2 separate regions of the Homo sapiens genome follow, and region 1 is linked to region 2. A link is a contact called in ENCODE Hi-C or POLR2A ChIA-PET data. All regions are on one chromosome and are shown on one strand. Each heading gives the region's core, a stretch centred on a gene start or an enhancer-like site at or near the end of the contact. The rest is flanking DNA. Distances are from core to core; before and after follow the strand shown. Region 1 holds the start of GDF7 (growth differentiation factor 7). Region 2 has its middle 4.0 kb from the start of HS1BP3-IT1.

Region 1 (4,470 bases), core at 891-3,390, 70 kb before region 2:
TCATGCCTGAGGTCCCGGTTCTATCCCTATCAATGGCTTCTGGGGACCTCAAGCAGCCCTGTTCCAAGTTGAGACTCAGGGTGGAGAGGGAGGCCGGAGAGGCACACTGGGGCTGCACGAGGAGCACTTTCTCTGAGATTCCCTGCAGATCCTCTGCCTCTCCCTGCTCACCAGCCCTGCCACTCTGTTTCCCCCAAGAGGGAGGAGGGAGAGGAGGCCTCTCAGGCTCAGCCAGCCAAGCTGAGCTCCCCAGAAAGGATTTATCTCCTGTCTGAGACCATGGTAGAACTAGCTCAACCTTAAGAAGACTCTGGTGCCTGTGCCCACTTAGAGCCCAGCACACCCCCCTTCTCCTGCAGCCTGGGACCCTTCAGTCCCTGTCCCTGTGCACCAGAACTAGGGCGTCCTATAAGTATCCCAGCATCCAGCCCAGGGGCCATGTCAGGCCGTCAGAGAAGGCTTGATAGTTCTAACCGAACCACAGGGCCATTTGGGGATTGGGTACCAAGATTTCCAGGTACCAAAAATAAGGCAGTCTGTGCTAGGCACTGGGCATGTGCTGGCAGGGATGGATGACCTGGTCACTTGCAAGGCCTCTGCCTGCCTTCCCAGGCTAGGACCTGAGGTATGCTGACTGTCAGTGGCTCCCAAGCAGGGCTGCCTCAGCCCCACCCGCTCACTTCCCAGCCCTATTCGCCTTTCTTTCCCTCCTGCCCTCCATGCTGGGTCTCTGGCTGGATAGAATTAAGGCCGAAATTACTTGCATTTCCGCCTGAAATTAGGTAAATTTTCTCTATCTGTCTGCTTTAATGATTTCAATGGAGATTAATAAAATCCAGATGACATACAGCAGCCACACCACAGCCTCACCTACATCTTACCTTTGGAAGGCCCAGGGCAGAACAAGGTGGGGTGCTTAGTCTAAGAGAGGCCTGCATTCCTGCAGGGTCCCCAGCAGGCCTCTCCTCCCCACACCACCAGGATCCTTGACCTCTGGCTCTCCCAGGGGCCCAGCACCAGACACAGGCACCCATAGCTGCACATGTCACACACACACAAACCACCACCACCCAGACCAACCTGCTGAGCAGGGCACTCCTCATACCTGGTTATGCCACCAGCCTCTCCAGGGCCATTTACTTTAGTCTGATACCTGCCTCTGCCCTAGTTTTCCCTGGGCTTCCCCCAATTTGTGTGGCCCGCAGGAGACTGGGAGCTGCAGAAATTGCTGCAAGGAAGGAGCCATCACCCTCACCACCGTGCAGTCCCTCTCGCCGTGACTCCCGGGAACACAGCTCTTGCCCTCCTTTCTTCTCTGAGGGCTCCGAGGCCACTCCAGACCATTCCCCAAGAAGCGAATCTTGGCCTCCGCCTGCCTCCTCGAGGGGACCAGCCGGCCTGCAAGGCCAGGGAGACCTGGGAGAGGGACCAGTCAGCCCTCTGGGACTGGGCCCCGGGAGCTGCCGCGACTCTCGCCACAGTCCAGGTGCAGCGGGCTGGAGAGTGTTGGCCTCGGCGAAGTTTCTTTCTATCACCTGAGGGTGGGCCGCATGGGGCCGCGGCTCCAAATGTAACGGAGCTGCGGCACGGCTCCGGGGCTGGTCTCAGCCCAGGACCTGACGGGATGGGCGGGCACAGAAGAGGCGTAAGTACCTTGGGTCGCCTGGTCTGTGAAGCCGGTGATCGTGTCCGCGCGACCATGGCCCGAGGCGGAGACAGCGGCTGCCCCGGCCGGAGCCCTCCCGGCCAGGCTCCGGTAAAGCGACATCATGAAGTGGTGCGGCACCACCGAGCCGTTCCTGAAGCCGGAGCCCGCGGCGCGGCGCGCGGCGCGGGCCCGGGGAACCGCGGCGGCCGGGACAGCCGCGGCGCCCGCAGCCTGGGCAAGAGTCCGCCCGCCGCCGCCGCCGCCGCCGCCGCCCCCTGGGCTCCGGACCGGCCCAGCCCCCGCCGCTCGCAGCACGGCGGCCGCTTCCAGCCCGTCGCGGGGGCGGCAGGCGCTCAGCAGCCAAAGGCACAGCGCGGCGGCGGCGCTCAGGTCCATGGGCTCCGTGGGCCGGGCGGGCGGGCGGCGCGGGCTCCGTGGCTCCGGGAAGTCCCCCGGCGCCTTTTGAACATAGTGTTTAATAATGGGGGAAGTGTGCGCGGCCAGCCCGCGGCCCCCCCTCCTGGCCCACCCCACCCCCGCCCAACGCCCGGAGCAGCGCCCCCTGCTGAAAGCTCCGGCGGCCGCTATGCGCCCCCCACCCCGGCCTAGAGTGGAGACCAGGGCCGGAGCCGCCTCCTCCCACCGCAGCGCTACGCCCCCACCCTCGCCAAGCGACTGCCACTGGCCCCAGCCTCCCGACACGCCTCCCCGCGGCAGTGCGACACCCCCTCCATCCGCCCAAGACCAACGCGCCCTCCGTGGTTCCAGGCTCGGGGCACCGCGCGCACCCGCCCAGCTTCCTCCCCACTCCCCCGCAGAGAAACACCCGCCCCCTCCCTGCCCTGGTTCCCAATGCCGGGAACGGGGCGGCAGAGTTGGGGCCGCGGAAGGGCTCGCCCTCCAGACCGCTTCGCGCCGCGGCCGGGTGGCCGCGCAGAGAGAGGCCACAGGATGCTCCCGGCGGCCTCAAAGTCGCGTTCCGGATCGCGGGTCGGCGGTTCCCCACTCAGCCACAGACCCCAAAGGATTGCAGCGGGCGGCCAGAGCAGGGGAGGGGGCCGGTAGGGGAGGAAGGGAGGGCGAGGAGCTGAAAGGGCAGGCCTGTAAGAGACCTTTGGACGCGGACCGCCCGTCGTAAAAGCAAGGTTTGGGCGCGGAAGTTGCGCTTCAGCGGGAGCCAAGCTCTAGAAAGAGCTCGAAATGAGGACGGCAGCCCCGGGTGATGGGGGATCTCGCGCGGGAGTGCGCTAAGAGTTTGGCTGTGCGTCCAACTGGCGACCTTCCACCCGCCTTCTGGGCGAGGGCAGCGGCTAACGAAAACCAGCTACCGGCTGTGTGCGTGAGCGGCCAGGAGCCGGGAGAGCGGACGGCGCAGAGCCCCGGGATGGCGCCTCCGAGCTTCTTACCCCGCCGCGGTGATGGCGCGGGTCCCGAGGTGGATGGAGGGGACGCCCGGCAGCGGCGAAGCCCTGGGGCGCACTCGCGCGGGCCGCAGAGCAGTTTGCTCCGCGGCTGGGACAGGTTGCGGAGGCCAAGTCTCAGGGGAACGCGCAGGAGAGGGGGGTTATCGGCTCTGCTCCGCCGGCAGCCTGGACATCCCCCTAGATCGGAAACTTTCAGCTGATCGAAGGCCTGGGCCAAACGAACTGCCGAAGAAGGGCAGGCGGGTCCTTTTCCTTTAAAATTGCATTTTCTGCAGAACTCAAAATCTAGACTGGGTCGGCACGTCGTGATCACCTTGAGCGGGTGATCAGCTTCAAAGCGAGGTCGCCCGCCGAATCCAAAGCCGCCTAGGTCCCGACGCCTGCCTGGCTGCGCTGCGCTGGGACCCACAGAGAGGCCCGGCCCAGGCTCCCCAGTTCCCCTGCTCCACTGCTTCGTCCCAAACGAACTCCTCAGCCATTGCCCTCTCGGCCACCGCGGAGACGCGGCGCCTGCTCACCTTGGGGCATTGAGCCGCATAACACTCGAGAATGTTTGCGGGTGGGAGAGAGAGGCCTAGTGAGGTTCAGTCCTCGCAGACCCCAAGGCCGATCTATGCCAAGGAGAAAGGCCTGACATTACCGGGAAGGGCGGACCCCTGGACCAGGGTCAGCGCTGCCGGCGCTGAGGGACTTCTCCTAGCAGGAGCCTGGGGAATCTGGGATGATCGAGCTGGGATAGTCCACCCTGCTTCTAGGACTGGGATTGGAGAGTCGGTGACAAACACCGCCGCCCCCACTCCGCCAGCCCCCCGGTCTCTCCCTGACGCGGATGCTGGGTCCTACTGTGTTACTTGGCTTCCTTTCCCCCTGCAGCCATGCGCCCGCAGTGTTTGGGTGTTTTACAAATCAACTCGGCTAAGATTTGTGCAAACACGCGGGGAGTCCTGGGTGACAGCAAGTCGCTTGCCTTGTCTTGGCTTCAGTTTACCCGGCTGTGTAGAGCAGAGAGCGGAAGGGTCCTAGCACATTCTTGGCACAGCCAGTGACAAACGTTTGTTGATTACATGACACCCCTGCCACGTTGGGGCTTAGGAATGAGGGATGCACCCTTGCTGTCATTGTGGGAGCAGGCCACTTAGCCTCTTGGAGACCGAATTTCCTAATCTATAAAATGAGCGGATTCTCACCTCATCCTGTGTGTGGCTGGCATAACAGGCTGGCACAGAGGAGGTGATGTAGTCTTGCCCCCAACCACCAGTGTGTTCCCAGTGCCAGGGGTGATCATGGCAGAGAGAGAAGCAGCTTCTACGCACCTGGAAGGCTTTGGAGGACACACATGGGGTGGGCTAATGCTGCTGGAGCCACTGTCCACTCGCTGTATGTGCTCCAACTGAGACT
Region 2 (3,809 bases), core at 6-2,505:
CTCCCCATTGCTGGCACTACTGCCTGAGCTTCACCTCCTGTCAGATCAGCGGCAGCATTAGATTCTCACAGGAGTGCGAGCCCCATTGTGCATGCGAGCCCTTGCTCATTCAAGAGATCTTGGTTGTGTGCTCCTTATGAGAATCTAATGCCTGACGATCTATCACTGTCTCTCATCCCCTGAAGGTGGGACCATCTAGTTGCAGGCAAACAAGCTCAGGGCTCCCACTGATTCTACATTATGGTGAGTTAGATCATTATTTCATTATATATTACAACGTAATAATAATAGAAATAAAGTGCACCAAAAATGTAATGTGCTTGAGTCATCCCGAAACCATCCCTCCATCTCCAGTTTGTGGAAAAATTGTCTTCCGATTTTTGTCTTCCCTGATGCCAAAAAGGTTAGGGACCGCTGAAGTAGGGGACCTGACCCCCAACTTTTAGCTGCCTGACCTACCCAGCCAGGATTGTCCCTCCTCACCAGGGCTGAGCCTGGCTCTAGGCACTGAGGCAGGGAGTCTTCGATAAGGAGGCAGCCGGCTCCCCTGCCAGGCCCTCTCATCACAGCCCAGAAAGGATCATAAAAATCTTGAAAACAACAGCAAGGGTTTACGGGCTGGGAAACAGGAAGCAGGTCTTCTTTCCTTGAATCCTCCTAGTCCCATTCTATGAGAACCATCTATGATCTCAGTGCAAACTATCTAGATTTCCATAATAAATGCATAGATACCATATTCAGCACTTTCCAGGGTTGTTTTTCTTTAATCAGCAAGAATTTTTTTTTTTTCTCAAGCAAAAAATCTTCCCCAGAGCGTTGACATGCATGGCATATAAAATCAGTAAGAGGGGAGGTTTCTCCATGTGGAGAATTCTGCTTGGCAGAGGTACTCTAATGTTCTGTGGAATCGCTGAGGTTTCTACAGCACAGTTTGATCACCTCTCATGGAAATCAACTTCCTTTTCTTAGAGCTGAGAACGCCAACGTGGAAGGTGAAGGCTTGCTGAAACCCCCAGCAGGTCGGTGGTAGAACCAGGAAGGCCCATGTCACCTGGAGCTCCGTCCAGGGCTCTAAAACCAGTACAAGGCCTTCCTTAGCCTGAAATGATAAATTTAGACAAAATCAGAGCTATGAGGACACTTTGCTAGTCCAAGGCTGCCAGGGGAATGGTGTTGCCGTGGTTACTCTGGCCCAGGAAGTGACCTTTTGCTCCAAAGTCCTAGAACAGAGGCCTGCTTCCTGCTGGGCTCAGAGAGAAGGTCAATAAGGGGATGGCCAGGACTGTGGCCAAGGGCCTCATGCTGCTTCTGGCCTGTAAACTGCATGTTCTGAGGCCATGTCATAAACACAGAGGGGACCCTGGGGCCCTGGAGTGGCGGCCTGTGTCTCCCCTGGGCCTCCCTTTTAAGGAGGGATTAGAGATGACTCCAGCTCAGGCCTTTTATGTGGCCTTAATGGGAACCATGGCTGGATCCTAAACACATTCAAGTTGCCCAAATCCTACCCACAGAGTCCAGGGAGCCATGGCACCTGCTGGCTGCCACGGGTCTGCAGTGAAAGATTCTGATGGGGTACCTATGAGGGTCCAGCCCAGGAAATGCAGAGGGGGAAAAACACCAGGCCCTGAAGGAGCTGAGATTTGTGTGTAGGACAAACGGAGAAATGGGTGCTTCAGACACAGCAGGAGGAAGGCTGTGATGGGTAGAAGGACAGAGTACAGCACAGAAAGGGGAAGAAGGGACCACTCTGCTCACATGTATGTGGGTGGGGGGAAGAGATAAAAGTAATTCTCTTAGTCCTTTCAAGCTGCTATAAAAACTGCCATAGACTGGGTGATTATAAACAACAGCAATGTATAGCTCACAGTTCTGGAGGCTGAGAAGTCCAAGGTCAAGGCATCAGTTGATTTGGTGCCTGGTGAGGGCCTGCTGTCTGGTTCACAGATTGCTGTCTTCTCACCATGTCCTCACATGTGAAAGTGGCAAGGCAGCTCCCTGGAGCCTCTTTTATAAGGTCACTAATCCTATTCATGAGAGCTTTACCCTCATGACCTAATCCCTGCTCTAAGGCCTCACCTTCTAATACCAGCGCCTTGGGGGTTTAGGTTTGAGCAGATGAATAGAATCTTGGAGGAACACAAATATTCAGATAGTAGAATAAGCTTCCTGGAGGAGGCAGTATCCTAGCTGGGGTCTTGAAGGAGTTTTGACAAAGCAGCTAGTATCAAAATACTAAAGGGCCAAGGCAGGAGCGAGAGGTATCTGGTACACCCAGAGGTGGGATTAGAGCAGTGTCACGGGGAAGGAGGGGAGAGTTGTGAGAGCTTTAGAAATTTGAGTCACATCCTGTGGGTCAGCGGTTTTCAAGCTACTGTGCCCTAAGGAGCCCTAGGTTTGATGAAAAGACCTCAGGGCAAGAGGTAAGCTCTGGACCACTCTGCTTTACATTTCAGGACTCCACACAGGATCACCTTTGAACTAAGGTCCCAGTGATTAAGAAAGAACGTGGGAAACTGTCATCAGCCATGCGGGAAGCTCTTGTTGGTTAGTCTAAGGCTCTGTCTCCTGGTATGACCTTTTTTTTGGCCACTTGGAGGTGTCAGGGGCCCCAAGAGGCCTGCTCCCCTGATGGGCCGTGATGGATGGACGTGACCATCACCTCTGCCCACTTCCCTGCCCAGCAGGGGACTGTGGAGACAACTCCAGCCAGCGGCTTCCTTGGCTTTGAGGCTAGTTGTCTGTGGTCTCATTTGCATTTATGTCACGGAAGAGTCAGCAGGAACCAAAGATAGACCTAGGGAAGAAACCAGCCATGTCGAGGAAGGGCCGCAGCACAGAGCAGGCTGCAGTCCCTTCGCAGAGAGTCAGGCAGGCAGGCACGGGCTGTGGCCAGAATCACTGGTTGCTACAGGATCAGCAAGGCCCAGCCGAAACCCTCCCTCCTCCAGGAAGCCCTCCTGCTGCCTCAGGGGAACTCCCTCTTTCTGCGCCTCTGTGCCTCTGTTAGAGCAGGAGTCACTGTGAGGAGGAGGAGGATGATAGGGTTCTGCTCCTGGTGAGTGCCTGGTGAGGAATTTTCTATGCATGACCTGGACCCCCAGGGCACCTTTGTACAAATTAGAAAAGGATCCCCCTTCCCGTGGGTAGACACAGCTCTGTCCCAGGGTAGTTACAGCTGTGTCCCAGGGTAGACACAGCTCTGTTCCCGGGCCATGGCGTTTCTGTGGGTCACAGCCATCTGTCCAGACTGAAAAGGAGACAGCTGCTGTGATCTCTGCCCACAGCTGGGAAACTGAGGCCATGTCACATTAGGGCACCTTCTCCCAAGGCTGCCGAGGCTCTCACTCCCTGCTCCAGCTGTGCAGGCTACAAGAATGTCTCCCTCATTCAGGGAAGTGGCATGCCGGGCTCTGTCTATCCCGAGATGCTATGATCTGAGTGTTTTTTTACTCCCGACAACGTGTATGTTGAAATTCTCTCCAGCAAGGTGAGGGTATGGGAGGTGGGGCCTTTGGAAGAGATTAGGGCATAGGACAGAGCCCTCCTGTTTGGGATTAATGCCCTTATAAAAGAGACCTGAGGAAAACCCCCTTGCCCCTTCCATCCATGAAGATGCAGCAAGACAGCCCCCTCCAGGAATCAGAGAGCCAGCCCTCCCAGACACCGAAGCTGCTGACACCTTGATCTGGAACTTTCAGCCTCCAGAACTGTGAGAAATACATGTCTGCCATTTCTAAGCCACCCCATCCACGGTATTTTGTTGTAGCAGCCTGAATGGATTGAGATAGGGGACCTCACTTCCAGCGAGT

The links. A loop is a pair of places that touch in the nucleus more often than their neighbours do. ChIA-PET counts read pairs that join two places held with the same protein, here RNA polymerase II (POLR2A). Pooled maps may share reads with other maps.
Region 1: a pooled map shows a loop between it and region 2 (2.1-fold over the local background). The contact joins the promoter of GDF7 here to the enhancer-like site in region 2. A Hi-C loop is called at or near these places in 1 of 168 maps with a recorded cell type or tissue (B cell), 3 of 37 single-sample maps with no recorded cell type and 7 of 50 pooled maps. POLR2A ChIA-PET finds 5 or more read pairs at or near these places in 2 of 52 experiments (HepG2 and OCI-LY7).

What each region holds. Positions count from the first base shown.
Region 1 is chr2:20,664,814-20,669,283 of GRCh38, reverse strand. GDF7 (growth differentiation factor 7) reads right to left here and starts at 2,140. Exons shown (of 2, transcript NM_182828.4): 1 at 1,654-2,140. The coding sequence starts at 2,044. RefSeq lists enhancers at 1,461-1,580, 2,567-3,397 and silencers at 2,061-2,210, 2,251-2,300, 2,371-2,480.
Region 2 is chr2:20,594,642-20,598,450 of GRCh38, reverse strand. It overlaps a transcript of HS1BP3 not described here. Among named protein-coding and RNA genes, the nearest start is that of HS1BP3-IT1, 4.0 kb to the right of the region's middle. Within about 2 kb of position 1,255, at least 29 of the 41 ENCODE cell types and tissues checked have a DNase peak (open chromatin) inside an H3K27ac peak, as active enhancers do; they include OCI-LY7, where a contact is called at or near this core.